2 separate regions of the Homo sapiens genome follow, and region 1 is linked to region 2. A link is an interaction called in ENCODE POLR2A ChIA-PET data of the cell type or tissue named here. Cell type or tissue: GM12878. All regions are shown on one strand. Each heading gives the region's core, and the rest is flanking DNA. Links, peaks and the distances in the headings are about the cores only. Region 1 overlaps CRTC3-AS1 (CRTC3 antisense RNA 1). Region 2 has its middle 15 kb from the start of SEMA4B.

Evidence for each region. Peaks named below come from ENCODE experiments on the same cell type or tissue, not always from the same donor. Only the 100,000 strongest peaks of a DNase experiment are listed, where the experiment ranks them.
Region 1: POLR2A ChIA-PET joins it to region 2 with 10 read pairs; 3 of 35 experiments call an interaction of 5 or more read pairs at or near these places.

Annotation. Positions count from the first base shown.
Region 1 is chr15:90,710,245-90,713,046 of GRCh38, reverse strand. All of the region lies in intron 2 of CRTC3-AS1 (CRTC3 antisense RNA 1), which reads left to right. Among named protein-coding and RNA genes, the nearest start is that of CRTC3-AS1, 5.5 kb to the left of the region's middle. In GM12878, for the core only: no CTCF peak of the experiment used is centred there; a DNase peak (open chromatin) is centred at 1,465; H3K27ac peaks cover 528 bases.
Region 2 is chr15:90,185,247-90,188,048 of GRCh38, reverse strand. It overlaps a transcript of SEMA4B not described here. Among named protein-coding and RNA genes, the nearest start is that of SEMA4B, 15 kb to the left of the region's middle. RefSeq lists a silencer at 2,716-2,802. In GM12878, for the core only: no CTCF peak of the experiment used is centred there; no DNase peak of the experiment used is centred there; H3K4me3 peaks cover 998 bases; H3K27ac peaks cover 188 bases.

The sequences.
Region 1 (2,802 bases), core at 31-2,530, 530 kb before region 2:
TCTCTATCCTGCTTTTTCCTTGGCCATTTTGCTATTAAAAATCTGTTGATTTACTCTGCATTTTCCCATAGAGAAGGGTAGCCTGAGGAGTTATTTAACAATGATGTGTTTTGGCCAGGCGCGGTGGCTCATGCCTGTAATCCCAGCACTTTGGGAGGCCGAGGCAGGCAGATCACGAGGTCAGGACATTGAGACCATCGTGGCTAACATGGTGAAACGCCGTCTCTACTAAAAATACAAAAATTAGCCAGGTGTCATGGCACACGCCTGTAGTCCCAGCTACTCGGGAGGCTGAGGCAGGAGAATGGCATGAACCTGGGAGGTGGAGCTTGCAGTGAGCCGAGATCGCGCCACTGCACTCCAGCCTGGGGCACAGAGCGAGACTCCGTCTCAAAAAAAAAAAAAAAAAAAAAAGGTGTGTTTTGTTTTTGCAACAAGTAAAAATTGACATATTTCACCCACATGTTCATTAACAGATGAATGAATAAACAAAATGTGGTATATCTAATAAGCTGGGCACAGTGGCCCACACCTGTAATCCCAGCAGTTTGGGAGGCTGAGGTGGGTGGATCACTTGAAGTCAGGAGTTCCAGACCAGCCTGGCCAACATAGTGAAACCCTGTCTCTACTAAAAATACAAAAAAGTTAGCCGGGCATGGTGGCGTGTTCCTGTAACCCCAGCTACTCGGGAGGCTGAGGCAGGAGAATTGCTTGAACCTGGCAGGTGGAGGTTGTAGTGAGCCAAGATCGTGCCACTGCACTCCAGCCTGGGCAACAGAGCGAGGCTCCATCTCAAAAAAAAAAAAAAAAAAAGTAGTATATCCATACAGTGGAGTATCATTCGGCCATGAAAAGGAGTGAAGCTCTGACACATGCTACAACATTCTGAGTCAAATATGCCAACACAAAAAAACAAATACGATCTGACTCCATTTATATGAAAGATTTTGAATAGGCAAATTCATAGAGACAGAAAGTAGATTAGAGGTTTCAGGAACTGAGAGTAGGAAGGAGGGAAGAATGAGGAATTATTGCTTACTGGGTTCATAGTTTCCATTTGGGGGGATGAAAAAGTTTAGAAATTGTGGCAATGGCTGTACAGCATTTTGAATGTAATTAATGCCATTGAGTTCTACTCATAAAAAGGTTAAAATGGCAGTTTATTTCATACATATTTTACCACACACACAAAAAGCAGTTGCTGTGGAAAAAAAAAACACACACACAACATATTTTACACACACACAAAAGCTCCAATCAAAACAGAAATAGATTTTCAGTTTTTCTTAAAAAAGAGGAAAGAAGAAAGGGAGGGAGGGTGTGAGGGAAGGAGAGAAGGAGGGAAGGAAGGAGAGAGGGAAGAAGAGAGGAAGGTACAGAAAGAAAAGAAAGATCTAGCATCATCACAGGGCCCACATTCCCTCAAGAGAACAATAGGCTGAAACAAGTGTGGCTTCTCACGTGTCCCTGGAGGCATCTGAGTTTGTTTCATGTTTCCCCCATCAGTGACAATTTGCACCTGCTCGTGTAGAGAGGTACCTGTGAAACAGAGGCCAGCATTAATAAGGGGGTGGAGAGGAGAGACTGCCAAAGCCTTGCAGAGACAGAAAAAAAAAGTGTGGTTTTCCAGGACTGAAAACTCAGTCGCAGCAGCCCCTCTCTCAGTTGTACCTGTAGGATTTTAATTTATAGAAGCGACTGACTGATGACAGAGAGACTAGTGGCTTTGAAGGAATAATTTATCCACATTTCCTGAGAGGAGGGACACACCACGCCATGCAGGGCCACATGGAGAAGAAGCACCAGGTTTGGTCAGGAGGCAGAAGGGAGTGAAGGGAAAGCTTAAACGAGAACCTTTATTAGCGTTTCAGCAGGGAAGGCAAGGCAGTGCAGGGAAAGTTTGGGACTGGGTGGTCTGAATAATTCTGGTGGGTTTTGGAGATTAGCGGTATCTCTAGGGGTTCTGTAGTACCTAGCCTTGGGTTAATTTAGGGCAGGGGAAATATTGGCTTTGTGTTAGAAAAAGGGGGTAGTTAGAGGTATGGACTTGGGACTAGTTGGAGGGTTTGTAATATAATTTTTTGGGCGCCCACAAAAACAAGATCATAGGAAAGATGTAAACAACTTTGGCTTTTCGTTTGGTCCTGTATGGCCTGAGCCACAGATGCGTTTGGCATAATAGCAGCTTCCTGGCATGAAAGAGCCAAAAAAAAAGACATCAAAAACACTGCCTTTTGCAGTAGACATCTGTAATCTTTGCCTGGGGAAAATCATCCACTTACAGCAGCCTGACACGGCTTTGGAGAGCCACTTTTCTCAATTCAGCCAGGAAACTCATGCCAATGTGGGACTGACTTCTCAAGCCTGGAACACCAGGGGTGGCCCTGCCACGTCAGCCTGGCCAATCAGTATATCCTACTGGCTTGGCCTGATGACTCCAGCTGGGCCAATGAGAGCCCTCCACAGGACTTTGGCTAGAATCTACCGGGAATGTGGTAATAGGTGTGCCCTTTCTGTTGGAGTTCCCAAACTGTTAAGGTGTCATCCTGGATGTGGGACTAGGAGGGGAGCCTGCCTGAGGATGCAGCCACCGGAGAGGAGAGTGCAGGCAAGAGAAGGAGAGAAGCTGGGTTTTGGTGGAATTAATTGTCTGAGGCCCTGGATCCTGCTGTACTGGCAGCCACGTCCTGGACTTTGCAGTCATATAAGCCAATTAATTCCCGTTTATACTTAAAAAAAAAAAGGCGAACTGCAAAACAGTAGCCATAGGATGCTATGTTTATTTAGAGAATGGGGGAAAAT
Region 2 (2,802 bases), core at 35-2,534:
CCATGCCTGACCCACGTTTCTTTTCTTTCTTTTTTTTTTTTTTTGAGATGGAGTCTCATTCTGTCACCCAGGCTGGAGTGCAATGGCATGATCTCAGCTCACTGCAACCTCCGCCTCCTGGGTTCAAGCGATTCTCTTGCCTCAGCCTCCTGAGTAGCTGGGATTACAGGCATGCACCACCATGCCCGGCTAATTTTTGTATTTTTAGTAGAGACAAGATTTCACCATATTGGTCAGGCTGGTCTCAATCTCCTGACCTCGTGATCTGCCTGCCTCGGCCTCCCAAAATGCTGGGATTACAGGCGTGGGTCACTGCACCCAGCCCCCACCTTTCTTTAGACACTTTCACTCCCTTATGCTTTGTTTCCAACAAAGGTAGTGGCCACGGCCAACTTGGCAGAGTTCTAGAAGTGCTCCCAGGCTAGAATCCTGCTGTTTTCAACTAATTTCCAGAGTTGCTCCTGCGAGTTCCCTCTGCACTCTGCTCAGATTCTTATTAGGACCTCATTATGCTGCAGTGAAATACTCACTTACACATCACATCCCTCTCTTCCCTTCTCTTCTACAAGCTCCTTGAATGCAGGGACAAGGCCTGCCTAACTCAGCTTTTTCATCTCCAGCCCCAGGACAGAACATGGAAACAGCAGGTACCCAGCAAATGTCTTCTGCTCTAGCTGTCTCAAATCATTTCCAAAGGATTCATTCACGTTTTCCTTCCTGGATCTTTTCCCCCACTTTTCTGTTATCCCTTTCAAAGGAAACAGCACCACACGGATAGAGGCAGGACTAGAGTCCCATTTCCCTGCTTTAGGGAAGCTAAACAGTTTTCTTGCTTAGCTCCAGGCTCACCAGCTTTGCTGGCTTCAGAAGAGATGGTATTTTGGAGAGTGGCTGAATGCTTGGCTCCCAGGGACTTACTTTGGACCATCCTGTCCAATGTAGTCAGATACTACATTAAAGCAAGAGCCTCAAGGCACAAGACCCATGCAGCGGGGAGACTCAGCTCTCCCCAAGGCACAAGTCTCCGTTTCCCATCTTTAGTTCAACTGTTGCCAATGTCCCCAATCTTTATTTATTTTATTTTTATTTTTTTGTTTTTTATTATTATTATTTTTTGAGACGGAGTCTTGCTCTGTCGCCCAGGCTGGAGTGCAGTGGTGCAATCTCGGCTCACTGCAAGCTCCGCCTCGCGGGTTCACACCATTCTTCTGTCTCAGCCTCGCGAGTAGCTGGGACTACAGGCGCCCACCACCACGTCTGGCTAATTTTTTGTATTTTTAGTAGAGACGGGGTTTCACTGTGTTAGCCAGGATGGTCTTGATCTCCTGACCTCTCCGCCCATCTCGGCCTCCCAAAGTGCTGGGATTACAGGCGTGAGCCACCGTGCCTGGCCTTTATTTTTATTATTTTATTTTTTGTTTGCTTTTTGAGATGGAGTTTCACTCTTGTTGTCCAGGCTGGAATGCAATCACAATCTCGGCTGGCTCAGGGAACCTCCGCCTCCCAGATTCAAGCGATTCTCCTGCCTCAGCCTCCCAAGTCGCTGCGATTACAGGCATGCGCCACCATGCCCAGCTAATTTTGTGTTTTTACTAGAGACGAGGTTTCACCACATTGACCAGGCTGGTTTCAAACTCCTGAGCTCAGGTGATCCGCCTGCCTCGACCTCCCAAAGTGCTGGGATTACAGGCGTGAGCCACCATGCCTGGCCAATGTCCCCATATGGAGATTACCTGTCACCAACAGTTTGAGCCCCAGGTGCAAGGAGACATATCCTAGATTTTCCTGAGCTTCAGAAGGTATAATCTCCAAAAAGGCCAGGCGTGGTGGCTCAAGCCTATAAACCAGGCACATTGGGAGGCCAAAGTGGGCGGATCACTTGAGCTCAGGAGTTGGAGACCAGCCTAGCCAACATGGTGAAACCCTGTCTCTACTAAAAATACAAAAATTAGCTTGGCATGGTGGCACACGCCTGTAGTCCCAGCTACTCAGGAGGCTGAGGCAGAAGAGTCACTTGAGCCAGGGAGGTGGAGGTTGCGGTGAGCCAAGATCGCGCTACTGCACTGTAGCCTGGAGGATAGAGCAAGACTCCGTCTCAAAAAAAAAAAAAAAAAAAAAAAAAAATCACCAAAAGAAACGGCCATGGCCTGAGTTCAAATCCTGACCTTCCCACTAACTCACTGTCATCTTGGGAAGCGATTTAATCTCTCTGGCTTCAGTTTTCCTTATGAAAATGAGGGGGGATGGGCCAAGGTGATTTCTACATCTTTTCCAGTTCTAAGGCATTATGGGGAAAAAAACTTTTTAAAAGTTTGTATGCTTCCCGCACAAAATTTTAAGGCATTTCAACCTTTAGAGGAATCCTGTGTTTAACTCAAATAACATACCCATATTACAGGTGAGGAAATGTGGGCAGAGATTTGATGACCTTCCCGAGATGACCCAGGGCTCCTTCGCCTTTCTGCTAGACCAGAATAACTCCCGAGTAGCCGCAACTGCAGCTTCATGCCCAGAACCTCAACTTCCTTCTCCTTCTAGCCTTCTCCTTCTAGCACCTTGGTGCTCAGTGAGAAGAAAGAAGCCATGACAAAGGGCCTAACTCGGAGGTCATATCCACGACCATTCCGCAGGGGCCCAGGCCTTTTCCGAATTCCAAATGACTTCCCCCCAGGACCAGGTCCCGGGTTTAGGAGTAGGGGTGGTGCACTGGCGCGATGTGAACGCTGCTCAAAGGCCCCCGGTGGCCATGGGAACGCGGGCCCAGCCTCCTGCGCTGCCATGGCAACAGGCTCCCCGGGCGGC